Linked DNA regions of Homo sapiens: region 1 is linked to region 2. A link is a loop called in an ENCODE intact Hi-C map of the cell type or tissue named here. Cell type or tissue: heart left ventricle. All regions are shown on one strand. Each heading gives the region's core, and the rest is flanking DNA. Links, peaks and the distances in the headings are about the cores only.

Region 1 (14,556 bases), core at 6,557-14,556, 130 kb after region 2:
CACTGCAACCTCCACCTTCCGGGTTCAAGCAATTCTCCTGCCTCAGCCTCCTGAGTAGCTGGGATTACAGGTGCAAGCCACCACGCCCAGCTAATCTTTGTATTCCTAGTAGAGACGGGGTTTCACCATGTTGGTCAGGCTGGTCTCGAACTCCTGACCTCATGATTCAGCCACCTTGGCCTCCCAAAGTGCTGGAATTACAGGCGTGAGCCACCGCGCCCACCCCCAAAATTTTCTAAAATTGTTTGTGGTAATGATTGTACAACTTTTTGATATACAAAAAAACAAATGAGCAACTGATATATACACCTACTATGTACCCATAAAACTAGAAAAAAACCTGAATTATGTACTTTAAGTGGGTGAATGTAAACTAAATCTCAATAAAGTGGATATTTTTGTTTTTTGGTTGCTTTTGAGACAGGGTCTTGCTTTGTCAACCAGGCTGGAGTGCAGTGGTGCAATCACAGCTCACTGCAGCCTCAACCTCCCAGGCTCAAGCATTCCTCCCACCTCAGCCTCCAAAGTAGCTGGGACCACAGGTGCATGCCACCACACTTGGCTAAATTTTTTATTTTTTGTAGAGACCAAGGTCTTGCTATGTTGCCCAGGCTGGTCTCAAACTCCTAGGCTCAAGCAATCACCTTGCCTCAGCCTCCCAAATTGCTGGGATTACAGGTGTGAGGTGTGAGCCGTCCTGCCTCCCCCTCACCACCCAACCATGCCCAGCCTAAAGCTGTTACTTTTTTACAACCTTTTCGATAGTTAAAAATACTAACTAGCTCTCTCATAGTTTTTTCATACCTTAGTCTTACCCTTGGCTATATATGTAAAACAGTAATTTTTTAATCAAAATTTTAAATTGTCTTGATTGAAAAAAAGCATATGTACCATATAGTCTCTATTACTTCTCTGCCCCAAAACTTTTAATGGCTTTTCACTGCCTAAAAAAGATAAAAGTTTTAGGTTTAGCCCCAATTTAACTTTTTCTATATGTATATTTGCTGCCATACTATTCTGTGCAAGGATTTACAAGTATTGCAAATAATAGTGGTTAGTCAGAGTTGACTATAATCAGTGAAAACCACACATTCTGACCCCGACCTTAAGCAAAATTCTGGAGCTTTCCTTTCTGAGATTGCTCTCTAATTTCTCTAGAATCCCCATATTCCCACAGCTTTGATCAAAAGACAGTGGGGATAAAAGACTTCCCTAAAAGTTTCTCTTTACTGGTTCTTCCGCATTAAATCTGATGCTCTATTTGTGGGTTTAACTCGGTATCTATTAAAGACTGTGAAATGCTGGTTTATTTTGTTAGTTTTTCATAAGCTTTCCCACTCCTGATGCAGGGATAATTTGAGTGAGTAGTGTTCAGTCAATAAGCAAAGAATATGTTAGGGGCTTGGCTGTTTTCCTAGCAAGGGTTTACATCAAAGAAAAAGCATGGCTAAATAGGGTTTCTTTTTTTTGTTTGAGACGGAGTCTCACTCTGTTGCCCAGGCTGGAGTGCAGTGGTGTGATCTCAGCTCACTGCAAGCTCCACCTCCCAGGTTCACGTCGTTCTCCTGCCTCAGCCTCCAGAGTAGCTGGGACTGTACAGGTGCCTGCCACCATGCCCGGCTAATTTTTTTTGCATTTTTAGTAGTGACAGGATTTCACCATGTTAGCCAGCATGGTCTCGATGTCCTGACCTTGTGATCCTCCCACCTTGGTCTCCCAAAGTGCTGGGATTACAAGCGTGAGCCACTGTGCCCGGCCGACTAAATTGGGTTTCTACACAGTACATTTTACTCAATCAGATTGTCAGTTGAGATATTAATTTACTCAAAAAGTACTGCCCATATTTTAAAGTAGTCATATTTTCAAATAAAACCCTTTATTAGCTGGGTGCTATGACTCACACCTGTAGCCTCAGCACTTTGGGAGGCTGAGGTGGGCAGATTGCTGGAGCCCAAGAGTTCGAGACCAGTCTGGGCAACATGGGAGACCCCATCTCTACAAAAAATAAAAAAATTAGCCAGGCAAGGTGGCATGTGCCCGTGGTCTGTTAGTCAGGAGGCTGAGGCACAAGAATTGCTTGAACCAGGGAGGTGGAGGTTGCAGTGGACCGAGATCACACCACTGCCCTCCAGCCTGGGTGACAGCGAGACTCTATCTCAAAAAAACAAAACAAAACAAAACAAAACAAACAACAACAATCTTTTATCATGGCCAATTTCAGAAATCTGAATAAAAGTTAACATTATGCTTTAAGAATCTAATGTTTTTCCTTTCTTACCTTGTTTCAAGTCTTTCGTACAATACATTGGTATCTGTTCTCAGCACAAAAACTATATGAAACCAGCGTTCAGGGAAGAAATCACAACCATGGTAATCAACAATAACTCCACCTTCTCTCATTTGGTTATCTAACTCATCAACTACCTGTAAGAAAAGTTTAAAAAAAAATGCTTCTTAAGAAAACTGAAGTCAACTTTCCTATGAAATTCAACAAATGCATACTTTATGAAAAAGTCATACTTACTCTGTCTTCATCTAAAATGGGACAGTCATACTCTTCATCATAGCCATCATACAATTGCTCTAAAAGAGATTTAGAATTGCTTGTTGAAATATTTTCTAAGTAACTTTAAGTAATTTTCAATTAATTCTAGACTTCAGGAAAGGAAATGTATCATCAATTATTCTTTTAGATACAAGGGTGGATACTAACAAAATAAATGTTACATAAACACCAAATATAAAGGAGCCATACTAACTGATAAATTGGAATTTTGTTTAGAGGGAAACTTGGATTGCAATATATCTGAAACTGCTTTAAATATCAAAACTGAAACCAACTAAAAAGAGTGAATAACCAACTTCAGAATTTGTGGGGCTACTAGAAGAGGACTACACTATTTTTGTTGAACTACAGATTGGCGGGAAGAGGAAACACCTGAACAGATACAAACACACTCACATACATTTAAAAGCAGATTAATTTATCAAAAGCAGTAACAGGCCAGGCATGGTGGCTTTGCGCTTGTAATCCCAGCCCATACGAGGTAGGAGGATCTCTTGAGCCCAGGAGTTCAAGACAGCCTGGGCAATATGTTGAGAACCTGTTTCTACAGAAAAAAAAAAAAAAATTAGGCAGGCATGGTGGTGCACACCTGTAGTCCCAGTTACTTGGGAGGCTGAGGCAGAAGGATTGCTTGAGCCTGGGAGGTGGAGGTTACAATAAGGTGAGATCACACCACCGTACTCCAGGCTGGGCGACAGAGCAGGACCCTGTCTCCAAAAAGAAAGAAAGAAAAAAGCAATAACAGATTCTTTATTCCAGAAATGAACCCTCTGTCACTGAGCTCACATCCTCATGGGAATAGAGAAGGGTCAGGATCCAAATGCTCCTGAACAGTATCTTTACTTCTAGATTTCCAGTATTCCAAACTGCCGTTCCTCATAAGAGTTAAATAGTCTCATTTCAGAAGGCAAAACAAAAATAACGTTCAAAGTTACAAAGGAGGCAAATTTAAATTTAACATAAGAACTTTCCAACAAATCACAGCTGGTTTTCAAAAGAAGTATTCTTTCAGGAGGTAAGACATACCATCTTACCCTTAGCCCCAGCCCTTAGGAGGTATTAATCTAAGGCAAGCTCAGATCATCCATTAACCATCTCTGAGAGCATGTTATATAGCAGTCTTCCCACCTCTTTCCCCTTAATATTTTGGTACGGGTTGAAATGAGGTTAAAATGAACATAAATTCTGAAGGGACACAGGAGTAGTCTGATGGTCACTGCGGGGGCAGTCTGATGGACACTGGAGGGCACAAAAGCAGTTGTAACTCCTTGTCTTGCCTGGAGGGTCTGTGGACTGATTCTAGGCACATAAACCACCTTTCTAGCACTCTAGTGTGGCCTCTGCCTCCTTGGGCTATTGCTCACCTACCAGGAACTCTACCAACCTAAAAAATTAAACTGTCTTGGTATGAAGAAAACTGGTTAACAATTTAGAAAACAATCTAAATCCTTACTTTATACCACAAACCCCAGATGGAGCTATAAAGGAATGATTCATTTGAGTTTGTTGAGTAGCAGAAGAAATAAAAAGACTGATCCAGTTATTTAAAATGTTGACTCTCTGTTCCTTGAGAAATAATCAAATTCTAAGAAAAGTAACAGAATGGGAGAAATAACAAAGGACTGAAATGTAGATAATATAAAGACCTTAAAACCAAAATAACAATTGCTCAATAAACAAGAAAAGAATTCACACAAGATGGAAGAGTGGAAAAAATCAGTAAACACACATGAAAAAATACTGAATTTTCCTAGCTATTAAAGAGATGCAAATTAAAATGAGTCTATATTTATGCCTGTTATATGTTCAATCCATTTAGATATTTACACTACCATTTAATTTCTAATTGGACAAAATTAGAAAATAATAAAAAATGTTGAACAATAAGAAAAGTTAAATCTTGATTTACCAACTTTATAACTTTATAAAATATTATGTAATTAATTTTGTAAAAATTATGTAATTAAAATTAATAAGTATTAGAGTTATAGTATTATAGTTAACATAGTTTAAAAATACTATGTAGTATAGACTAGGCAGCAACATGATAAATGCTCACATATACAAGTGTAAAACACAAAAAGCAGAATTCAAAGTTGTCCTTACTAGGGACAAAGATTAGAAGAAAAACAAAAGCTTTGGAGTATTTTTCCATATACTATTTTTACAGTATTGCATATTTTTTTAACAGTACCACAAAATCTAAGAATACCTATAGCTGATTCTGTACTATGTGGTAATCTTGAATAGATAAACACGGAGGTTCCTTCATACTTTAAATCTTTGACTTTTAAAAGATGACTCTGGCCGGTGCGGTGGCTCATGCCTGTAATTCCAGCACACTGGAAGGCCGAGGTGGTTGATCACCTGTGGTCAGGAGTTGAGACCAGCCTGGCCAACATGGTGAAACCCCATCTCTACCAAAAATACAAAAGTTAGCCAGGCGTGGTGGCGGGTGCCTGTAATCCCAGCTGCTTGGGAGGTTGAGGCAGGAGAATCGCTTGAACCCGGGAGGAGGCTGCAGTGAGCTGAGATCGCGCCACTGCACTCCAGCCTGGGTGACAGAGCAAGACTCTGTCTCAAAAAAAAAAAAAAAAAAAAAAAAAGAAAGATGACTTGAACCAATATATGCTGTCTAAAATAGATGTGTTAACTTTTAGGATTGAAGTCTTTATTTTTTTTGAGACGGAGTCCCAGAGGCTATCAAGTCTACTGCAGATTTTTAGGTAAGTGATGATTGTAGCCTGTACCAGAGAAATGAACGGATCCTAAACTTCATTTCAAATTTCAAAAAAAGAATAAATTTTATGCTACTTTAGAAAGTTTCAATTGGAAGCCAAATTTATACTTGCCTATACATAGGATCTTAAGCAAAGATCAAAAAGGTTGATTTGTTTAAGGACTGAGAGATTAGAAAATTAAATCAACTTTCTAAACAAAGTTTTGCAGTTTATTTTTTTAAATTCCAGGTACAGATATATTGCTTGCAGAAAAAAAATCAATTGTGGGGCCAGAGTTAAAAGGGTGAGCATGGTGGTTCGCGCTTATAATCCTAGCACTTTCAGAGGCCGAGGTGGGAGGATCTCTTGAGCCTGGGAGTTCGGGATCACCCTGGATAACATAGCAACACCCCACCACTACCAAAAGAAAAAAAAAAAAATTAGCCCAGCATGGCGGTGCCAGCCTATAGTCCCAGCTACTCTGGAGGTTGAGGTGGGAGGACTGCTTGAGGCTGGAGTGAGCCAGGATTGCACCACTGTATTCCAGTTAGGGTGACAGTGATACCTTGTCTCAAAAAAAAAAAAATTTTTTTTTTTTAAATTTTGAGACAGAGTTTCACTCTCGTCACCCACGCTGGAGTGCAATGGCATGATCCTGGCTCACTGCAACCTCCGTCTCCTGGGTTCAAGCAATTCTCCCGCCTCAGCCTCCCAAGTAGCTGGGATTACGGGTGCCCGCCACCATGCCTGGCTAATTTTTGTATTTTTAGTAGAGATGGGGTTTCACCATGTTGGCCAGGCTGGTCTTGAACTTTTGACCTCAGGTGATCCACCCGCCCTGGCCTCCCAAAGTGCTGGGTTTACAGGTGTGAGCCACTGCGCCAGGCCCCACAAAATTTTTTAAAGCTCATTCTTACCTTAAAAAACCTTCCCAGCTGCTGCTGTTTGTCAAACTGTAAAATCATGACATTATGTTTAACTGCCATCCTAGAACTTATATACACTCAAGTGAAAGCTGTTCTTTAATCATATTGGGATGCTGGTTGTTTTGACACTGCTGCCAATACTTAAAATTTTTATTTTCATATTTCTTCTTTTGAAAACATATTCACCACATTTACCTCAACTCAACAAGAAGCTGATAACTCTAAAGCAATTAGAACAAGAAATTAACTGGTTTAGAGTGATTGGGTGCCTTTAAAATACCTGGCTTTTTATGCGAAAAGAAAAGGGCAATTAATTCTGCATAGTGAAGTTAGACAGCCAAAGATATGACATTGGAGTTGGGCCTCCAAGGAGTTGTAAGGAAGATAAGGAAACCTATAAAGAGAACAGCATGCATAAATACTCGAGGTGGAAAATTCCTAGTGAGAACAGGGTATGATGGCTGCACTGAAGGGGACATAGGGGAGAGAACGGCTGCAGGTAAACTGTGGCCATTTTATAAAGAATCTCCTATATTTCCTGAAGGAGAATGGACTATGTGAGTAAAAAGTTCAAATCATGTCATTCTCCTTCCCCACTTTTAAGAAAATGATAGTGTAGAAGAGGGAAGAAAGAGATACTGAAGAAGTCAAACAGGAGATTCTAGGTAGGATTCTAGGCACAGCACCAGGGGTCTTGATGAAATAGGGGTACTGTAGGGATGTGTAGGAGAAACCGTCAAGATTTAAAGGCCAAGTGGATCTGTGTGGAGAGAGTGAATGTGTATTTATATGCTTGGGAGGTAGAAATCAGAGGAGTGGGCAAGTATAGTCAAGGATGCTTTCAGAGCACGTGCTTTAAACATACTAATTTAGAGCTGTAAACATCTGGGAACTATCCAGATGGTTGTCTAATAGGTGTCTAGAAATTGGGTTGTTTTAATTATAAATTTAAGTCATCAGCACAAGGGAGTGAATAGTCCTGAATGAGTGAGATTACTAGTGGGAGGGGCAGAATTACAATATGGCTGCAATGAAATCATGGGGGAAACAGGTGGAAGGGGAAAGACCAGAGGCAAAGATAGGGAGAGAGCAGTGTCAGAGAGGTCAATAGAGGAGTTAGTTTCCAAGGCTTCCAGTGGGAGTTGATAAGGGGAGAGAAAAATGGGATTCAGAAAAGGATAGAACAGGGATCAGCATTTTTTCTTTCTGTAAAGGGCCAGGTAATACCTTACGCTTTGCAAGCTAGTCTTTAGCTCAGAAGTCATACAAAAACAACAGTAGCTTGCCAACCCCTAGGTTAGAGATATATCAAGATTCTAAGTGTTCAAGCCAAGCTATGCTTTACAATTTCTACTGGAAATGGATCCAATGTCAATATATTACTTCGTCTAGACCTATGGGTATTCTGCAGTTAGGAACAGAGGCCGAAGACCGAAAAACTGCTGCCAGGAAAATTAAGGATGCTAGTAAGAGTATAAAAATGATTGTATATAGGAAAGGGTATCAAGTGAGGAGGAGTCTTGAGACTGGAAGAATAGCAATAAGAGAAGCACTCTTACAGTCATACCACAGTAAGACTCTTTTTTTTTGAGATGGAGTCTCACTCTGTCGCCCAGGCTAGAGTGCAGTGGCGCGATCTTGGCTCGCTGCAAGCTCTGCCTCCCAAGTAGCTGGGACCACAGGCATCTGCCACCACGCCCGGCTAATTTTTTGTATTTTTAGTAGAGACGGGGTTTCACCGTGTTAGCCAGGATGGTCTCAATCTCCTGACCTCGTGATCTGCCCACCTCGGCTCCCCACAGTGCTGGGATTACAGGCGTGAGCCACCGCGCCCGGCCCACAGTAAGACTCTTTAATAGTTTTCTTTTTTTTTTGAGACGGAATCTCTCTCTGTCACCCAGACTGGAGTACAGTGGCATGATCTCGGTTCACTGCAACCTCCACCTCCCAGGTTCAAGTGATTCTCCTGCCTCAGCCTCCTGAGTAGCTGGGATTACAGGCACCCTCAGCAACGCCGGACTGATTTTTTTTTTTTTTTGAGACTGAGTCTTGCTCTGTCTTGCCCAGGCTGGAGTGCAGTGGTGTGATCTCGGGTCACCGCAGCCTCCGCCTAACGGGTTCAAGTGATTCTCCTGTCTCAGCCTCCCGAGTAGCTGGGATTACTGGGGCCCACCACCATACCTGGCTACTTTTTTGTATTTTTAGTAGAGATGGGGTTTCACCATGTTGGACAGGCTGGTCTTGAACTCCTGACCTTAGGTGATCCACCCGCCTCGGCCTCCCAAAAGTGCTAGGATTACAGGCATGAGCCACCATGCTGGGCCAAAGTGCTGGAATTTACAGGCATGAGCCACCACCCCCGGCCAGTTTTCTTAAACTTGATTCCCTTTTTTTTTTTTTTTTTTTTTGCCTTGGTTTTGGGAGTGAAGATGACCTCTCTCAACTACTACTGCAATTCCACATGATCACCAGGATGATACTAAACTTTTAGAAATAAGTTTAAAATAGGGTTTTCTTAAAAGCTTTCTTTTTTTCCGACTTTAGTGAGCATCGGAATAAGCCTTATTTCTTTACAGCAAGATTTCTCAACCTTATTACTAATGACATTTTGAGTCTGGTAATTGTTACTAAGGGAGACAGGGGACTGTCCTGTGAACTACAGGATCTTTAGTAGAATCCCTGGCCATCACCTCCCCCTCCATGTGACAACCCAAAATGTCTTCACACATTGCTATACCCCCAAAGGGCAAAAATCACCTAGTTGAGAATCACTTCATTATAGATGATTGCCTGGTTTCCCTTAAAAATATATCCCCACTTGAAATAAAAATGAGGTTAGTTGCCCCAGAATATTTCCAGATATATTCAAACAGGATCTGGGTTAAAAAATCTGGTATGTCAAACCTTACAAAGTACCTCATCAGGCTGGGCACAATGGCTAACACCGGTAATCCCAGCACTTTTGAGAGGTCAAGGTGGGAGGATCACTTGAGCCTGGGGAATTGGAGACCACCCTGGGCAACACAGTGAGGCCTTGTGTCTGTAGTCCCAGCTACTGGGGAGGTTGAAGCAGGAGATCACTTGAGCCCGGGAGGCTGGGGTTGCAGTGAGGGGAAACTGTGCCACTGCACTCCAGCCTGGGCCACAGAGCAAGACCCTGTCTCAAACAAACAAACAAAAAAACCCCACAAAGTACCTCCATCAAACTCCATGTCAAGTCAGACCAGAAATCTTTTATCTGGCATTACAGGAGGGGGAAAAAATACTTTTCCTTTAAGACTTAGATCCCATTTCATGAAATAATCTCACTAATAACAAAGAGGATGGGTGGGACTATACACAACTGACTAAAATGGTGTTGAGTACTTGAGGTACAGTGGCTCTCGTCTGCAATCCCAGCACTTTGGGAGGCTAAGGCAGAAGGATCATTTGAGCCCAGGAGTAAACCAGCCTGGGGAACAAAGCCAGACCCTGTCTCTGCAAAAATAATTTTAAGTTAGCCCGGCAGGATGGTGTGTGCCTGTAGTCCCAGCTACAAGGGAGGCTGAGGCAGGATGATCACTTTAGCCCAGGAGTTCAAGGATGCAATGAGCTATGATCAGGCCACCACACTCCAGCCTGGGCAACAGAGCAAGACTCTGTCTCAACCAAATGAAATGGTTTAAGTACTGGTAGGAGAGGACCCAAAGAAGAGGAAGACAAGTGCCTTATACTGGATTGTCCTTGGTCTGGTGTCACCATTGCTCTCAATGCTATTAATGCTCTAATTAGTTTAGAAATGTTAAATTGAGTGAAAGTAACATTGGAATGCATGAATGAAATTGACTATTATGTGACTCAGAAATCACTTGTCAAAAATGGTGGTGTTCAACAGTGAGGAACAAAACCACATTTCATATAGATATAAAACAGAAAGGCCGGGCTGGGCGCGGTGGCCCACGCCTGTAATCCCAGCACTCAGGGAGGCCAAGGTGGGTGGATCACGAGGTCAGGAGATCGAGACCAACCTGGTTAACACGGTGAAACCCCGTCTCTACTAAAAATACAGAAAATTAGCTGGGCGTGGTGGCAGGTGCCTGTAGTCCCAGCTACTTGGGAGGCTGAGGCAGGACAATGGCGTGAACCTGGGAGGCAGAGCTTGCAGTGAGCCGAGATTACACCACTGCACTCCAGTCTGGGCGACAGAGGGAGACTCCGTCTCAAAAGAAAAAAAAAAAAGGAAAGGCCAGGTGAGGTAGCTCACACCTGTAATCCCAGCACTCTGGGAGGCCGAGGTGGGCAGATCACTTGAGGCCAGGAGTTCAAGACCAGCCTGGACAACATGGCAAAAGCCCATCTCTACTAAAAATATAAAAATTAGCCAGGTGTGGTGGTGCACACCTGTAATTCCAGCTACTTGGGAGGCTGAGGTGCAAAGATAGCTGGAACCTGGGACATAGAGGTTGCAGTGAGCTGAGATTGTGCCACTGCACTGCAGCCTGGGCAACAAAATGAAATTCTGTCTCAGGAAATAAAATAAAATGAAATGGAAAATGAGTAGTTGTATGATAGCAAATAAAAATCTAGGTTTTAGAAACTATAACCTTGATAAATTGACGTTCTTTTGGACAAAAAAATATTTTAAATTAAAAAAAATATATATATATATAAACACTATAACCTAATTATCAGCCCTGGATCAAAAATGAACATGATACTGGCTTATAGTATCAGGAATATGAAAAACAAAGATGCTCAAAATTAACCTGCAAAAAGAGACACTTATAAATTTTTTTTTAAAAAGTGGAGACATACTGGGAGACACTAAGGGTCCTTAATATAACCAAAAGGACAGAAAAATGGGACCTAGGAAGTTGGGCAATTGAGGAAGATAATCAAAGCAGGTTAAGAATTCACTATGAATAAAAATCCTGACCAACTGGTCTCTCCAAAGGGGAGTCATGGTTATACTTCAGCAATCTGAGAGAACAGATCACAAGAGTGACGTACACACCAGAGATCATACTATGATCTATGTATCTGAAGACGTTTAAGGTGACACTCTAGTGGTCAAAAATAGACTGCAGTACTGCAAATTGCTGCAACTGCCAACTGTTACTCCTCTTGGTGACAACAAGGAGAAAATTGCTTTTAAAAACATAACTGCCAAAGCACCAACAATCGAATGAATGACAACTTTATTTTTCTTACACTTTTAAGGCTGATGAAAAACCTTCATTTCAATTGAAAAGTATGGTAACTGTGTTTACTCATTATTATTAGTTTTCTAAAACACAACTTGAAAACATCCAGCATGCATGTTTAATATCAGTACAATGAATTCAAGACCAAGTATACATGTTACATTCAGCAAGGCTAGATTACAGATTATCATAGTCATCATCATCATCATCGTCATCATCATCATCTTCACGTTTTCTTTTCAATGCATTTGATGATTCATTGGCAGTATTTTGTGATGACATCATATTAGTGGTAATAAGAATGTTTTTGGACCCGATTAATGATGGATTAATCAGAACATTCTGAACTGCTGAGGTTGCAGGAATTGAAGCTTTTACAGCTGGAGACTGAGAAGTAGGCATCTGTACTGTAAACCTTTGACCTGTGAGGGACATGGGAGTCCCTACTTTAGTTGAAACAGACATGGTCTGTGGGGTTGGTGTGCCTAGTGTGGGAGTACTTGGTCTGCTAGTAACTGAACCAACACTTAACCGCGGGACTGTTATTCTTCCCGCAGAAGTTGATGCCTTTTTCTGTAAAGATTTCAGCCTATAGTTTGGAGCTGTTAAGCAGTATCTATCAGGTGGCAACCTAGGACCTGAATATGGCTTGATCAATGGCAAAGGGGTTTGATTTCTTTGCCTTGCAATATCTAATAAAAAATCTCTTGGGGGAGGAGAGGTAAAAGACTGATCAGCGCGGCACTGGATTGCCAATCGCACATCATCTGCATCAACAGTAGCTTTCTTAGCATGGCTTGAATAAATTTTTGCATCATCTAGAATTGTGGTCACATATCGGAAGGCAAACTCCAACATCTGATTTATAACTCTTGGCTCATATTCTGTAATCCCCATATCCTTCAGGATTTGTGCCATCATCTGTGCATCTTTCGGCATGCTCTTGGGAGAAGCCGTCTTGCCAGACTCCATGATATCCGATGATCAGACTTTAGATCATTTGAAAAAAATATGTACATTAGATCAATCTGAAATAGTTACTTTAGTAGCAACTGTCAGGAACTTAAAAAAATTTTAAATCTATGTTAAACTGTAAAAAAATTTTTAAAATTTAAACCATATGTTTTCTTAATTTTAATGAGGCAACTTAAGGTCGCTTTAATTTATTGAGTTCCTACCATGTACAAATCATTGTCGACTATAAAAAGATGAAGACACAAATAAGGGAGCGATGAAAGATTAGGGGAAAACAGGGTAAAATAAATAAAAACAATGATCATCTTAGAATATATGCAGTTGCATGCAAATCTCACACTAATCTAAGATACCATAGCATAGTCAGGTCCCACACCTGAGCTCAAAACAGTCTCTTTCCAGTGAGACCAATATACTCACTGTGCTCATATATATGTTTAGCAGTACCAAACCTTTGTTTGTTCAACTTAAAAACATTCTCCTTATTCACATTCTACCTATCCGAAATCCAGTCTCTTTATAGGAGCCTTCCCAACTATTCACAAGAATTGCCAGCCATTTTGAAGGCGGAAGGGAAAATGGTCAAAATAACCAGGACATAGCATTAGACACTTAATATTTCTGTGGATTCCCTAACAGAGTATATATTCTTTAATGGCAATCTCTGTTTTTTGTACCCTATGACAATACCCAGCACTAACACTCCACTTACCAGACCTTAAAAAAAAAACAAAACAAATCTAACACCAAAGTGTCCCTTACCTTCTCGAGCTAAATCACCCACATTAATGTATTTCAGTCCTGATTTTGACGCAAGTTCTTTGCCTAGTGTGGTTTTTCCAACCCCTGGTGTACCTGTAAGACAAGCCACAGAAAAATACTGTTTGTGAAATACTACTTATCACACTGCGGTCCACCTTCTGCCTTTCCTTTTATTTTTGAGACAGAGTCTCACCTGGCCTCTGCCCTTAAAAGTTCTTGACGACTGAAATGAAAAATTTCCTAATTAGCAATCATATGTAAAATTTTTTTTTTGAGACAGAGTTTCACTCTTGTCGCCCAGGCTGGAGTGCAGTGGCACAATCTTGGCTCACTGCAACCTCCACCTCCCAGGTTCAAGCGATTCTCCTGCCTCAGTCTCCTCAGTAGCTGGAATTACAGGTGCCCACCACCATACCCAGCTAATTTTTGTATTTTCAGTAGAGACCGGGTTTCACCATATTGGCCAGGCTGGTCTCAAACTCCTAACCTCAGGTGATCTGCCAGCCTCGGCCTCCTAAAGTGCTGGGATTACAGGCGTGAGCCACCATGCCTGGCCATATGTAAATTAGCATGTACTACGATCTAATAAAAATTTTCCAAAGCTAACTGAATGTCAGAATATTACCCAGTGTATTGATTCTCCAGGGGTGGGGCTCAGCAGATTCTGACGCCAATTCAAACTGCCTGCTGCTACCGGGGAACTGCTGAGAATAAAATTAGCCATCTCGTGCTGGGCGCAGTGGCTCATGCCTGTAATCACCGCACTTTGGGAGGCCGAGGCGGGCAGATCACAAGGTCAGGAGATTGAGACAATCCTGGCCAACATAGTGAAACTACATCTCTATTAAAATACAAAAATTAGCCGGGCGTGGTGGCGCGTGCCTGTAATCCCAGCTACTCAGGAGGCTGAGGCAGGAGAATCCCTTGAACCAGGTAGTTGTAGGATGCAGTGAGCCAAGATCGCGCCACAGCACTCCAGCCTGGCGACAGAGACTCCATCTCAAAAAAAAAAAAAAAAAAATTAGCCACCTCGAATCAATTACAATAATTTATTTACCTTTTTCTTTTTTTAAAGACAAGATATCTCTTTGTTACCTAGGCTGGAGTGCAGTGGAACTTGGCTCACTAGAGCCTTTACCTCCTGGGCTCAAGCAATCCTCCCATCTCAGCCTGTCCGGTAGCTAGGACCACAGGTATGCACCACCATGCCCTGGTTAATTTTTGTAGAGACGGGGTTTGGCTATGTTGCTTAGGCTAAGCTCAAACTCCTGAGCTCAAGCGATCTCCCCACCTCCACCTCCCAAAGTGCTGGGATTTACAGGCATGAGCCACCCACCTGGCCTATTTGCTTTAACTTATAAAGATTTAAAAACTGTTCATGGCCACGTGTGGTGGCTCGCGCGTGTAATCCCAGCAATTTGGGA
Region 2 (15,577 bases), core at 718-8,717:
AACACCTTTAATAAATATTATGAAAAAAATGAAATATAGAAAATTTAGATGGACACTTGTATTTCCTAATTTATGTATCTTGGTCAGCTTCTCCACAAGCTTACCTAATTGTTTATATACTTTATACTTATTAAAGTATACATTTTTAAATGTTAGCCTATTAATTTACTCTTGATTATCAAACATTACCAGTGTTGAACTATTAAAAGCACACAATGTGTAGTAAACTATCATAGGATTCCCATAATTTCACTTTACTTTCTGTTTAGGCATGGAAAAATTTATCAGTCAGAATTGCTGTTTTAGGGACATGATTTTCCTGAAATTGGGTGAGGATCAGTGAAATAATTACTCTATTACTTGTTCTTAATTCTCTGTTCTCTAATGTTTTTTCATTCACAAGTTTACTGGAGTATAACTGGCTTAGTAAGTATATCCTACTCTGAATGATAAAAATATAGTCAAGCTAAAATAGGTGACTATACTATTAAGATAGAGATCATACAAAAGATTCCAAAGAAAGTCAAAAAGTGTAAAATGGAAAATAAGAGATCAAAATGAATATAGCATAGGAATAAAGATTTCACTAGAAATTGCAATTTATTATGTTTTGGAGGTTGTAAGGAAGTCTTGTTTTTTGGTTTATTTTACTGTTTTGTGATCTTGTATGCAAATCCTGATAACCATTAACCTTCTCAAACTTAATGTCTGAGAGCCTCATAAAATCAACATATTTACTTATTAAGCAGTTTATGAAACTTTAATGGGGCCCCTCCTGTGCCAAGGGTACGTATATTGTGAAGTAAAGCCTCACAAAGCTAAATAAATTCTCTTCCATACCTTTAATGATTTCTAGAATATGCTTTAAAGAAGTCCTCCCTGAGAGTTAAGGGTAGGTCATGAGCAAGAAATAGAATTGGCTTTGAGTATGCTTCTGTATTTACTCAGTTGACTGTGGGTTAATTTTTACTTATTTCTACTACTCCACAGAGTTGATCTACTTCTCTTATAAATTTTTTGCTGTGGCCTAGTGTAAATGTTGTTCAGCACAAATATGAGAGTTTGATGCTGGCAATAAGCTGTTCAGGTGACTCATTGAAAAACATGATTCAGGCCAGGTGCAGTGGCTCATGCTTTGTTAATACCAGCACTTTGGGGAGCCAAGGCAGGTTGATCACCTGAGGTCAGGAGTTCAAGACCAGCCTGGCCGGCAGGTGAAACCCCGCCTCTACTAAAAATACAAAAATTAGCCAGGCAATGTGACACACACCTATAATCTCAGCTACAGGGAAGCTGAGGCCAGAGAATCACTTGAACCCAGGAGGCAGAGGTTGCAGTGAGCCAACATTGTGCCACTGCATTCTAGCCTGGTCAACGGAGTGAGACTCCATCCAAAAAAAAAGAAAAACATAATTCATTTCTTTTTTTTATTATTTAAAAATTTATTGCCAGGCACAGTGGCTCACGCCTGTAATCCCAGCACTTTGGGAGGCCAAGGCAGGTGGACCACCTGATGTCAGGAGTTCAAGACCAGCCTGGCCAACATGGTGAAACCCCATCTCTACTAAAAATACAAAAATTAGCTGGGCATGGTGGCAGGCGCCTGTAATCCCAGCTACTCAGGAGGCTGAGGCAGGAGAATTGCTTGAACCCAGGAAGTGGAGGTTGCAGTGAGTGGAGGTCACACCACTGCACTCCAGCCTAGGCGACAGAGCAAGACTCTGTCTAAAAAAAAAACAATTATTTGGGAAAATTACTTTAGCAAAAGAAAGCCCAGGGCCAGGCCGGGTGTGGTGGCTTATGTCTGTAATCCCAGCACTTTGGGAGGCCGAGGCGGGCAGATCACCTGAGATCAGGAGTTCAAGACCAGCCTAGCCAACATGGTGAAACCCCATCTCTACTAAAAATACAAAAAATCAGCTGGGCGTGGTGGCGGGCGCATGTAATCCCAGCTACTCAGGAGGCTGAGGCAGGAGAATTGCTTGAACCTGGGAGCCAGAGGTTGCGGTGAGCTGAGATTGCACCATTGCACTCCAGCCTTTCCAGCCTGGACAATAAGAGAAAAACTCCGTCTCAAAAAAAAAAGCCCAGGACCATTATTTTGCTTTCAGAAATACATTCGGATTCAGGTAGTGAAGAGTGGTATGAGTAATACTGTGAGCCAACAGTTAGAAATCCTAATACCGAACTGTGGATGTATATCTGAGGGCAATCTTTACTACAGCTGCTGCCGTGAAAGTCAGAATGAAGAAAATCTGTCACTGTTACAGAATTTGTGAGTATAGGTATGGCAAAAGGTACGCCAGTGGGAATTGCTGTCACAGGATGAGCTCCCAAGGAGAGTATTATAGACTTCTGGTGAGGCTTACAGTTAAATAGCCTGTATTTTCATTTAGAGGTTAGGCACTTAAATATATGTAATCAGCAAATTGCTTAATTTGTCCAAGTTTCCGTTTTTCTTTCCAGTACTACACAGTGGGATAGTCAGGATCAAATTAGTGTATTATCTATTACTTTGTAACAAATGACCCCAAAATTAAGTGGCTAAACTCTTAATTTCTCTGGTTTCTCTGGGTCAGGAATTCAGAAGCAGCTTCACTGGGCAGTTTTGATTTAGTGCCTAATGCGGTTGCAATTAGAAGCCACTGAGGCTACAGTCATCTGAAGGCTTGGCTGAGGCTGGCTGATTCACCTCCAAGATGGCTCACTCACAGAGCTGACAAGCCGATGCTGGCTGTTGGCAAGAGGCCTTAGTTTCTCTCCACATGGTTGCCTGAGTGAATTCATGACATGGCTGGCTTTCACCAGAGCAAATAATCCAAGCATGCCAGTCAACAGCATCCTTTTATGTTCTAGCCTCATAAATCACACTTCAGCCATATTCTATTGGTCACACAGAACAACCTGTTTCATTGTGGGAGAAGACCACACAACAGGATTAATACCGGAAGGCAAGGATCATCATGGCCATCTTACAAGCTGGCTAATACAGATGCATGGAAGTGCTTTAAACTGAAAAATGCTTTGCAAATGTGTAATGCTATTTTCTTTTTTTTTCTTTTGGTTCAAAGTGCTCAAATGATATTTTATATATACAGTATCTCACTGTCTCAGAATATCATCTAAACGCTGTCTTCATTATCCTATTTTAAATGTCCCAGAATGGGAATTTACTTGTCAGCAGCACGCTGTAATACACTGATTATCAACTCATACGCCATGGCACACTTGGGGACCTCAAGTCTCACAACGGCATCATCAGATTTAGCTCACTAGCTTCTCTCTCTCTCTTTTCTTCCTTTCTTCCCTTCTTTCTTTCTTTTGACGGAGTTTTCACTCTTGTTGCCCAGGCTGGAGTCCAATGGTGCTATCTCTGCTCACTGCAACCTCCGCCTCGCGGGTTCAAGTGATTCTTCTGCCTCAGCCTCCCTAGTAGCTGGGATTACAGGTGCCTGCCACCACACCCAACTAATTTTTGTATTTTTAGTGGAGATGGGGTTTCACCATGTTGGCCAGGCTGGTTTGGAACTCCTGACTTAAGGTGATCCACCTGCCTCGGCATCCCAAAGTGCTGGATTACAGGTGTGAGCCACTGCACCTGCCGCTCACTAGCTTATTTCTACAAGTGAGGTTAAATTATTATTTCAATGATACCTGTCAGAAGAAACTATGACAACAGCATCACTAGGTATGACTTGCCTCAAGAGAGATGGTGTCTTTTCTGCAATGTGTGAGTTTTGCCTAGACCCAAGTAATGACAAGGGACTGAAAGATAATGGCTAACATATAGTAAACACTTAACTGTCAAACATTATTCTAAGGGCTTTGCAGGTGTGAGGTCATTTAAGCCTTGGAACAATCCTTTGAGTAGATCCTATTAGGGATGAAGAAACTGGAAACAAAGTAAGTAATTTGCCCTAGTTGTATCTAGTGGCTGAATACTGATAGGGCCACTATTCAAATGCAAGCAGTCTGATTCCAGAGTTAAAAAAAATAACTAAATTATTGGCCTTGGTATTTTGCTACTTTCTTCAACATATCTCTGAAACTTAGGATTTTCAACTCTTAGAAATAACAAATATAGGCTGGGCGCAGTGGCTTACACTTACAAATACCAGCACTTTGGGAGGCCGAGGAGGGTGGATCACCTGAGGTCAGGAGATTGAGACCAGCCTGGCCAACAAGGTGAAACCCCGTCTCTACTAAAAATACAAAAATTAGCTGGGTGTGGTGGAGCAGGCCAGTAATCCCAGCTAATCGGGAAGCTGAGGCAGGAGAATCGCTTGAACCCAGGAGGCAGAGGTTGCAGTGAGCTCAGATCGGGCCAGCGTACTCCAGCCTGAGCAACAGAGTGAGACTGTCTCAAAAACAAACAAACAAACAAAGGCAGGGGGAGGGGGGCACATTTCCATGTTGACAGCTGCTCTGGCTCAGAAACTTTTAATTATCCACTAGTAGAGCCATCTGGATTACTGCAATAGTTCTCTAATAGGCCTTCTTTCTTTTTCTTGTCCCTCAAAATCTATAATATAGTCTCCCAACAGCAAGAGTGAACCTTTTAAAAGTGAGTCAGGTCATATCACTTGTCTGCTCCAATCCCTCCAGTGGGTTTTCAGTGATGACTTTCTTGTACCACCCTATTTAAAACCTCCATCCCTGCCCCTGCCCTGATTTGTTATCCTTTATCTGCTTTATTATCTCTATAGCACTTATCACCTATGTATCATAACACATATTTGACTTGTTTTTTTATCTCCTCCCATTGGAAGGCAGGGATCTTTGCTCCCTGCTATCTCAGATTCTACAATGGTGCTTGGCACATAGATAACACTCAATATCAGCATCCTAAGAGAGAGAAAAATGAAAAAGGAAAAGCACTCAATATGTTTTTGAATAAATGAATTAGTGTGTTTGTTATGACAATTTATGATAATCAAGGGGTTGGGTACTCATTACTGCTAAGTTAATTGAGCACTGTCTCAATTAATTGAGTTAATGTCTAAGCTTTCTGCATGTTTCATTTAATACCCACAATCTCCTGTGATGTAGTTCATTATTTTTTCCATTTTACCGAGTAGAAAACTGAGGACTAGAAGCTGATTCCCACAGCACGTTTCAGTTGAGTTGGATTTTGTTTTCCTGGGCCTGCTTCTTCATAAAGGGACTGGACTAAGAATACTCTTGACCAGCCCGTAAGAACTTGGCACTCGTCTCAGTAATCTGAGATAGCAGGGTTTGGCGTCCATAGCAACCACGGCGACAGGACGCGCTCGAGCAAGAACCAAAAAGCGAGAACAGGTACAAGGCCAAACTTTCTACATTCACAGACACCTACCAAACCCCGAACATGGAACACCAAATTAGAACGCTGACCAGTTCCTGGTAATGTAGAAAACACCCAAGTTAAAACGGCAACAGAGTGACACAGCAGCCATTGAAGATGCCCCACTTCAGGCACCGACAGGCGTCACGTGACGGGTGGGGAACGCCAACCGCCTGGGCCTAGCGCAGCTTCCTCCGCCCACCACGGAAGTGAGGCGGGGATACTAAAGCGACGGAGCCCGGTGGACGGAAGTGGGTGTTGGAGGCTTTAAGGTAGCTTTAAATTCGTGTTGTCCTGGGAGCTCGCCCTTTTCGGCTGGAGTCGGGCTTTACGGCGCCGGATGGCTCTGGACGTGAAGTCTCGGGCAAAGCGTTATGAGAAGCTGGACTTCCTTGGGGAGGGACAGGTGAGGCTCTCTGGAAGGACGGGGAGGGCCCCAAGCGGACAGCCCCGCGCCGCCTCCACCTTTGCGGGTTTTCCCGTGGAGGCCAGAGGTCTGGCTTGGCTGCTCGTTCTCGTTGGGGGAAACCGTCCAGACGCACTTGCTGCCCATTCTTTACATCCTGGGGGTGAATCCCTGAGGGGCCTCTCCTTGCTGAAGAGTAGCCTGGAGCTGGACGGAGACTGACCCGCCACGTTTCCAGCCGCCGCGAGTCTGCTCAGGAACTCTGGGCTCTTTGCTTCGCGAAATGTAAAAATGCAAAAAGGCAAACACAAAAACTCCCATAAACTTATGTTATTTCTATTTTTCTTTCTAGTTTGCCACCGTTTACAAGGCCAGAGATAAGAACACCAACCAAATTGTCGCCATTAAGAAAGTGAGTTACCTTTTTATGTTGTTTTTAAGTCTCCTTGAAGATGTCTGTATTATTAATTGACTGATAGCCATTTTATTAGTCTTGACCATACTCTGATAATGAGTTACTCATGTCATTTTCAGAGACAAAATAATTAATTAGTGCTTTGTGTTCCCAAACGGAACTCTAGGGTTGAACCCGTTTTAATTTCTATTGAAATGAAGAAGAAGCTGTATGTTATTTTTACTGCATAAATTCATATGTTGTGGGCAAGTACTGCCCATCTTTTCGGTCCTCAGAACTATTGGATACCATGATCTTTCTAGGTCACTGTTTATACCTCACCTGCATCCACTCAGTGTGTCGTATCTGTATTTTCTGTGTACGGATTTACCATGAAAGACTTTCACTAGCATGAACAACATTGATGTGAGGTCTAAAATGAGTTCAGTAGCTTCTTATATTCATTCAAAAGACCTGGGTCGGATTCAGTAGCTTCTTATATTCATTCAAAAGACTTGGGTCGGGCCAGCCGCGGTGGCTCACGCCTGTAATCCCAGCACTTTGGGAGGCCGAGGTGGGCGGATCACTTGGGGTCAAGAGATCCAGACCATCCTGGCCAACATGGTGAAACCCTGTCTCTACTAAAAATACAAATATTAGCTGGGTGTGGTGGCACCTGTCTGTAATCCCAGCTACTCGGGAGGCTGAGGCAGGAGAATCACTTGAACCTGGGAGGTGGAGGTTGTAATGAGCCGAGATGGTGCCACTGTGCTCCAGCCTGGTGACAGAGGGAGACTCCATCTTAAAAAAAAAAAAAAAAAGATTTGGGTCATAATTACATAACTCACGTTCACCTACATTGTTTCTTTTAACCTTCAAAACAATCTATAAAGTGGTTAAAAGTAACCCTATTTTATACTTGAGGTACCTGAGACTGAGTGACTAGGTGACTTGTCAAGATCACACAGCTAGTGATTGCTGAAGCTGGGATTTAAATCCAGGTGTCCTGATGTTGCTTTTGTTACCGTTGCTACTTTGAATCTGCTTCTCCTGCTTCAAAAACCCTAACTCCTTGGAAGTTATCCATATTTAACATTAATTCCCCCTTTTTTTGGTCATCTTCCAGCCTCCAAGTACTGTCTTGCATTCATTTAAAACCTGACTGACTACTTCTTCTCAATTATTCCTGCCATAATTTTTTTATTTTTTATTTTATTTTATTTTTTATTTTTTTTGAGACAGAATTTTGCTTGTTGCCCAGGCTGGAGTGCAATTGTGCGATTTCGGCTCACTGGAACCTCTGCCTCCCGGGTTCAAGCACTTCTCCTGTCTCAGCCTCTCCAGTAGCTGGGACTACAGGAACCTGCCACCACGCCCAGCTAATATTTGTATTTTTAGTAGAGACAGGGTTTCGCCATGTCGGCCAGGCTGGTCTCGAACTCCTGACCTCAGTTGATCCACCCACTTCGGCCTCCCAAAATGCTGGGATTACAGGTGTGAGCCACTGTGCCTGGCCTTCTTTTTTTTTTTTTTTTTTTTTTTTTAACTTTTTTACTTTTTTTATGTCCGTGTTTTCTGGTTTATGTTTTATGATCCACCACTACAGCCACTCCCTTTAAAACCCTTAACTCTACTGAATCTTTCTTCATCTTTCTTTCTTTTGTGGTGGCGGGGCAGGAGGAGGTCTCACTCTGTCGCCCAGGTGGAAGGGTTAGAGTGCAGTGGCACAGCCATAGCTCACTGCAGCCACCAACTCCTGGACTAAAGTAATCCTTCCACCCCAGCCTCCAAGGTAGCTGGGACTATAGACACATGCCACCAAGCCTGGCCTAGTCATCTTTTTAATTCTGTCTCTGGTTCACTATATCATAGCCACACTGACTTTTCTGTCCCTGTACAAATTAAATTTATTCCAGTCCCAGAATCACAGGATCATTGCATTTGGTCTGGCTTCTTGGTTGGTATATTTTCCGTCTAGAACATGGCATGGCTGATTCCTTATCATCCAGGCTTCACTCAAATGTCTCCTCCATAGAGGCCTTTGTTCATTCCAGCTACATGTATGCCTCCCTCCTTCCCTATGCTTTGCTATATTTCTGTCATCGATGTGGCATTTGTCGAAATTTGAAATCCTCCTATCTATGAGTTTATTGTCTGTTTAATTCCATTCACACTGTACCTAGGGCCATGGCTAGTACATTTGTAGACACTGTTAAAAATGTATTGGCCTTTCAGCTGGGCGCGGTGGCTCATGTTTGTAATACCAGCACTTTGGGAGCTCGAGGCAGGCGGATCACCTGAGGTCAGGAGTTCAAGACCAGCCTGGTCAACATGGCGAAACCCCTGTCTCTACTAAAATACAAAAATTAGCCAGGCATGGTGCCCCTGCTAGTCTCCTGGCCTCAAGTGATTGTCCTTGCCTAGGCCTCCCTAATTGCTGGGATTACACGTGTGAGTCACTATGCCTGGCCTATTTCTTGAGGTGTTTTTTCTCCCCCAGTTTTAGACGTTGTCTATACTTTCTACTATGAACATTGAGGATTTGGTGTTGTAGACCTTATTCCAACACTCATAATTTCTACTCCCGTTCATTTGCTAGGATGTGTTTAATTTTATAAAAAGGGAAGGAATCAATAAATAAGTTACTCTGTACTCATTCACCTGTTGAGTCTTGGACTTTAGAAATACTGATGTATCTCATCCTTTTAAAAAGATTATGTGGAATTTGTTTCCCAATTTATTTAACCAATCACCTATTGATGGCCTTTTGGGTTATATCTCATTTTTCAGTGTGTGTCTTAAATCTGTGTATCTCAAAACAATATATAGTATTGCATACTTTTTTTTTCCTTTTTTTTTTTTTTTGAGACAGCAACTTGCTGTGTGTTTCCCTGGCTGGAGTGTAGTGGTACAATCATAGCTCACTGAAGCCTTGACCTCCTGGTCTCAAGCATTCCATCTGCTTCAGCCTCCCAACCAGCTAGGAGTACAGGTGCATGCCACCGTGCCCCACTAAATTTGTTGTTCTTCTTGTAGAGACAGGGTCTCACTCTGTTGACTAGACTGGTCTTCAACTCCTGGGCTCAAGTGAACCTTCCACCTTAGCCTCCCAAAGTGCTGAGATTACAGGTGTGAGCCCCTGTACTCAGCCAGTATTGCATACTTTAAGCTATATATGTATATTTGGCATATTCTTCTGCAACTTGTTATTCTTTTTTTTTTATTTTATTTTTTTTTTTGAGACAAGGTCCCACTCTGTCGCACAGGCTGGAGTGCAGTGGCGTGATCTCGGCTCACTGCAACCTCCACCTCCCCAGGCTCAAGCAGTTCTCCTGCCGCAGCCTCTCAACTGCTGACCTCAACTGATCTGCCCACCTCGGCCTCCCAAAGTGCTGAGATTACAGGCTTGAGCCACCACACCCAGCCTGCAACTTGTTATTCTGAGTCAACATTATTTCCGAAATCCTCTATATCGTATGATACATGTAGATCCAGTTGATTCATGCTCGTTGATTATTAGATTCCATTATATGACTACACTGAAATTTTCTATCCAAACTCTCGTTGATAAACATTTAGGCTGCTTTTTAATGTTTTCCTTTAATACATTCCTTCTCTGGATAGTCATCTGTGAGTCATCTTGTATGCAGGTTTGAGTTTCTCTAGAGAATGTATCTATAATTGAAACAAATTATGAATTGATGCTTCAGAGTATCACAACCATCAGCTTTACCAGATATGGTCAAATTGCTCTCCAGAATGATTGGACCAGTTTACTGTCCCACCACATTCTCAACATCATTTGCATTGTCAGACTTTAAAACGTTTGTCAATTACGTAGATTGAAAATGGTATGTACTTATTGTTTCAATTAACATTTCTCTGATTACTGGTAAAGTTCATCATCTTTTCTTACACTTACTGGCTTCTTAGATTTTCTCCTGTTTTCTGTTGGATTACGTACTTTTTTTGTCCTATTGATTTATTGGACTTATTCATACTTTTTGTTTTTTTTAATAGAGACAAGGTTTCACTTTGTTGTCCAGTCTGGTATCAAACTCCTGGCCTTAAGCAATCCTCCAGCATCGGCCTCCCAAAGAGCTGGGATTACAGGTGTGAACCACAGCAACCAGCCAGAATTCTTTTATATTCTGGATATTGATCCTTTGTCAGAAATACACATTGCATATATCATTTCCCAGTCTTTGGCAAGGCTTTTAGTTTATTTATGGTATCTTTGAGGTACTGAAAGTTAAATTTTAATATGATTGAATTTGTTAATTTTTTTGAAATCTTTAAAGGCTTCCTTTTTATGTGCTTTCCTGTTTCTGGATTACAAAGAATTCTGTACTTGTAAAATTTTTAAAATATTGATTTTAATACTTAGATCTTTATTCCATCAACAAGTTTTTCCTTTGTTGTATGATATGAGGATCCAGTATTTTTTTTTTTTTTCAATAGAGACAGGGTCTTTCTATATTGGCCAGGCTGGTCTTGAACTCCTGGCCTCAAGCCATCCTCCTGCCTCAGTCTCCCAAAGTGCTTGGATTACAGGCATGAGACACTGTGCCTGGCTAAGATTGAGTATTTTTTCTTCAGTTGTCCCAGTACTATTAATAGTCTGTCCTTTTCCCAATGAGTTGTAATGCCAAATTCCCCATACCCTTGCAATACCAAGTTCCAGTATTGGAACTTGGGTCCAATTTCTGGGCACACTATTCTGTTCCAGTGGTGGGTTTGTTTGTTTTTTTTCCCATTGCTGTTGAAATATTACAGTGACTTTAAGAAGTCTTAAAATCTGTCAACTTCCATACACCTTGTTTTTCTTCTTCAAAATCATTTTGGCTACTCTATGAGACAGTTGGGAAATGTGAATCAGGAAAATTTGAATAGGAACTAGATATTAGATGCTACTGTGGCATTATTGTTAATTTTGTTAGGTGTCAAAATGGCATGGTTATGTAAGAATGTCTGTATTTTAGAGATGCTTACTTAAGTACGTTGGAGTGAAATGACATGAAGTCTGGGGTTTTAAAATATTTTAGGCAACAAAAAGGAGAGGTTGGATGAATGAAGTAAGTGTGGCAAAATATTGGTCACTGTTGAATCTGGGTGATGGAGTAGAGGGCTTTATGAAATTACTCTATTTTTTATTATGTGGGAAAATGTTAAGAATTTTAAAATCAACTGTTCTTAGCTCCTTCCTTTTTTGAGACGGAGTCTCCCTCTGTCGCCAGGCTGGAGTGCAATGGCGCGATCTCGGCTCACTGCAACCCCCGCCTCCCAGGTTCAAGCAGTTCTCCTGCCTCAGCCTCCCGAGTAGCTGGGATTACAGACACATGCCACCACACCCAGCTAATTTTTTGTATTTTTAGTAGAGACGGGGTTTCCATGTTGACCAGGATGGTCTCTATCTCCTGACCTCAAGTGATCTGCCTGCCTTGGCCTCCCAAAGTGCTGGGATTACAGGTGTGAGCCACCGCACCTGGCCTCTTTTATTTTTGAATGGTACTCTTTGTGTATATGCACCACATTTTCTTTATTCATTCATTTGTTGACAGACGCATAGATTGCCTCCAAATCTTGGCTATTCTGAATAGTGCTGCAATAAACATGGGAGTTCAGATATCTCTTGGACATACAGATTCTGTTGGCATATATACATAGCAATGGAATTGCTAGATCAAATGATAGTTCTATTTTTAGTTTTTTGAGGAACCTCCAAACTGTCCTCCATAGTGGTTGTACTAATTTACATTCCCACCAACAATGTACCTAGGGTTCCCTTTTCTCCACATCCCTCACCAGGATTCATCCTTATCTTTTGGATAAAAGCCATTTAAACTTAGGTGAGATGCTCTCTCATTGTAGGTTTTTTCTTTTTTTTTTTTTTTTTTTTTTTTGAGACGGAGTCTTGCTCTGTCACCCAGGCTGGAGTGCAGTGGCGCAATCTCGGTTTACTGCAACCTCCGCCTCCTGGGTTCAAGCAATTCTCCTGCCTCAGCCTCCTGAGTAGCTGGGATTACAGGTGCACACTGCATCACCACACCCGGCTAATTTTTGTATTTTTAGTAGAGACGTGGTTTCACCTTGTTGGCCAGGCTGGTCTCGAACTCCTGACCACGTGATCCGCCTGCCTCAGCCTCCCAAAGTGCTGGGATTACAGACATGAGCCAACGGGCCCGGCCCTCATTGTAGTTTTCATTTGCATTTTTCTGATGCTCAGTGATGTTGGCACCTTTTCTTATGCTGTCTGCCATTTGTATGTCTTCTTTTGAGAAATACCTACTCAGATCTTTCGCCCATTTTTAAATTGGATTATTAGATTTTTTTCATATAGAGTTGTTTGAGCTTCTTATATATTCTGGATATTAATCTCTTATCAGATGGATAGTTTGCAAATATTTTCTCTCATTCTGTGGGTTTTCTCTTCACTGTGTTGTTTCCTTTGCTCTGCAGAAGCATCTTAACTTGATGTGATCCCATTTGTCCATTTTTGCATTGGTTGCCTGTGCTTGTGGGGTATTACTCTAGAACTCTACCCAGTCCAATGTTCTGGAGAGGTTTTCCACTGTTTTCTTTTAGTAGTTTCATAGTTTGAAGTCTTCAACTTAAGTCTTTAATCCATTTTGATTTGATTTTTGTATATGATGAGAGATATGGGTCTAGTTTCATTCTTCTGCATATGGATATCCAATTTTCCCAGCACCACTTATTTATTTTGTTTGCAACAAAGAAAGAGTTTAATTGTCACAGGGCCAACCAAGTGAGGAAGACAGTAGATAATTCTCAAATCTGCCTCCCTGAGAATTCGGGGGCTAGGGTTTTTCAAGGATAGTTTGGTAGGCAGTGGGCTAAGGAATGGGGAATGCTGATTGGTTGGGTCTTGGATAAAATTGTAGAGAGTTGAAACTGTCTTCTTGCCCTGACTCAGTTCCTAAGTAGTGGTCACAGAACCAGTTGAGTCAGTTTCTTCATATGGGCTCCTGGTCCAAGTGGCACCAGTTGGTCCATCAAAATGCAAGGTCTGAAAGATACCCCAACCACCAGTTTTACGTTTTACAATAGTGATGTTATCTATAGGAGCAATTGTGGAGGTTGCAAAATTCTTGTTACTTTTGGCTACATAACTCCTAAACAATAATTCTAACCTCGTGTAATTTTACAAAGATGCTTTTAGTCTCTGAGCAAGGAGTGGGTTAATTTTGGGAAAGGACTGTTAATCATCTTTGTTTTAAAGCTAAACTTTAAACTGAATTTCTCCCATAGTTAGCATTGCCAACACTCAGGAATGAGCAAAGAGCTTGTGAGATTAAAAGCAAAGATAGGGCCAGGCGCAGTGGCTCATGTCTGTAATCCCAGCACTTTGGGAGGCGGAGGCAGGCGGATCACCTGAGGTTGGGAGTTTGAGACCAGCCTGACCAACATGGGGAAACCCTGTCTCTACTAAAAATACAAAATTATCCGGGCGTGGTGGTGCATGCCTGTAATTCCAGCTACTCTGCAGGCTGAGGCAGGAGAATTGCTTGAACCCAGGAGGTGGAGGTTGCAGTAAGCTGAGATTGCACCTTTGCACTCCAGCCTGGGCAACAAGAGCAAAAACTGTGTCTCAAAAAAAAAGCAAAGATGGAGTCAGCTATATCACGTTTTACTCACTGTTGTAATTTTTGCAAAGGTGGTTTCAAAAATATGCCTTTTTGGCATGTTGATTGTTGTGAGCTGGTTATCCTGAGAAACTGCAGATACAGGAGTAGTTCTGAAAAGTTGCCCTTTTTTAAGGGAAGTGTACGTTTGTAAAGGAGTATCTCTTTGACAGGGTGTCTCCCTCTCTGCACCAGGAAGAGAAGAAAGACTAGAAAGACTAAATCTCTAGAGACTGTCAATGCAGAAGGCATCAACTTAAGTCTGTACAGCAAACCTAACCTCTGCTTAAGGCACAGCACCATTTATTGAAGAAACTGTCTTTTCCTCATTGTATGTTATTGGCACCATTGTTGAAAATGAGTTTGCTGTAGATGTATGGATTTTTTTCTGGGTTCTCTATTCTGTTCCATTGGTCTGTGTGTCTGTTTTTATGCCAATATCATGCTGTTTTGGTTATTATAGCTTTGTTGTATGAAGTCGGGTAATGTGATTCCTCCCTTTTGTTCTTTTTTCTTAGGATAGCTTTGGCTATTCTGGGTCTTTGTGGTTCTACACAAATTTTAGGATTGTTTTTCCTATTTCCATGACGAATGTCATTGGTATATTGATAGAGATTACATTGAATCTATAGATTGCTTTAGGTTGTATGGACATTTTAACAATATTGATTCTTCCAATCCATGAATATGAATTATCTTTCCATTTTTTTGGTGTGTTGTCTTCAATTTCTTTCACCAATGATAGTTGTTTTTTTTTTTTTTTTTTTTTTTTGAGATGGAGTCTCGCACTGTTGCCTGGGCTGGAGTTCAATGGTGCAATCTCAGCTCACTGCAACCTGTGCCTCCCGGGTTTGCGCCATTCTCCTGCCTCAGCTTCCTGAGTACCTGGGATTACAGGCGCATACCACCACAGCTGGCTAATTTTTTGTATTTTTAGTAGAGACGGGGTTTCACTATGTTGGCCAGACTAGTCTTGAACTCCTGACCTCGTGATCCGCCTGCCTTGGCCTCCCAAAATGCGGGGATTACAGGCGTGAGCCACCATACCCGTTCAGTAGTTTTTATTTTAGAGATCTTTCACTTAATTTGGTTAATTCCTAGATATTTAATTTTATTTGTAGCTGTTGTGAATGGGATTACTTTCTTGATTTCTTTTTCAGATTGTTCACTGTGGGCATATAGCAGGGCTACTGATTTTTGTATGTTGATTTTTGTATCCTGCAACTTTTGTGAATTATCAGTTCTAGTCGTTTTTTGGTGGAGTCTTTAGGTTTTCCCAAATATAAGATCATATTGTCACCAGGTGTGGTGGCTCATGCCTGTAATACCAGCACTTTAGGAGGCCGAGGTGGGCGGATCACCTGACCAACATGGAGAAACCTCGTCTCTACTAAAAGTACAAAAAAAATTAGCCAGGCATGATGGCGCATGCCTGTAATCCCAGCTACTTGGGAGGCTGAGGAGGGAGAATTGCTTGAACCTGGGCGGTGGAGGTTGTGGTGAGCCAAGATCACACCATTGCACTCCAGCCTGGGCAACAAGAGCAAAACTCCGTCTCAAAAAAAAAAAAAAAAAAAAAGATCATATCGTCTACAAACAAGAAGAATTTCACTTCTTTGCTTGCTCTTGCTAGGACTTCCAGTACTATATTGAATAACAGTGGTGAAAGTGGGCATTCTTGGTGTGTTCAAGCTCTTAAAGGAAATCAGTTTTTCCCCATTCTGTATACTGACCATGGGTCTGTAGTATATGGCTTTTATTATGTTGAGATATGTTCTTCTATACCCAGTTTTTTAAGAGTTTTTATCATG

What was found. Hi-C counts contacts between places; a loop is a spot of excess contacts. Peaks named below come from ENCODE experiments on the same cell type or tissue, not always from the same donor. Only the 100,000 strongest peaks of a DNase experiment are listed, where the experiment ranks them.
Region 1: it touches region 2 in a loop (2.5-fold over the local background); 22 of 110 quality-filtered maps call a loop at or near these places.

The regions. Positions count from the first base shown.
Region 1 is chr5:69,353,371-69,367,926 of GRCh38, forward strand. AK6 (adenylate kinase 6) reads right to left here. Exons shown (of 5, transcript NM_016283.5): 2 at 13,133-13,225; 3 at 2,525-2,583; 4 at 2,279-2,424. TAF9 (TATA-box binding protein associated factor 9) reads right to left here. Exons shown (of 3, transcript NM_003187.5): 2 at 13,133-13,225; 3 at 11,373-12,384. The coding sequence starts at 12,367. The coding sequence ends at 11,573. Among named protein-coding and RNA genes, the nearest start is that of AK6, 8.9 kb to the right of the region's middle. In heart left ventricle, for the core only: a CTCF peak has its summit at 11,267; no DNase peak of the experiment used is centred there; H3K4me3 peaks cover 271 bases.
Region 2 is chr5:69,229,313-69,244,889 of GRCh38, forward strand. KGD4 (alpha-ketoglutarate dehydrogenase subunit 4) reads left to right here. Exons shown (of 4, transcript NM_033281.6): 4 at 1-846. It overlaps CDK7 (cyclin dependent kinase 7), which reads left to right and starts at 5,574. Exons shown (of 12, transcript NM_001799.4): 1 at 5,574-5,729; 2 at 6,082-6,141. The coding sequence starts at 5,664. RefSeq lists enhancers at 5,296-5,824, 7,536-8,036. In heart left ventricle, for the core only: no CTCF peak of the experiment used is centred there; a DNase peak (open chromatin) is centred at 5,509; H3K4me3 peaks cover 2,044 bases; H3K27ac peaks cover 1,272 bases.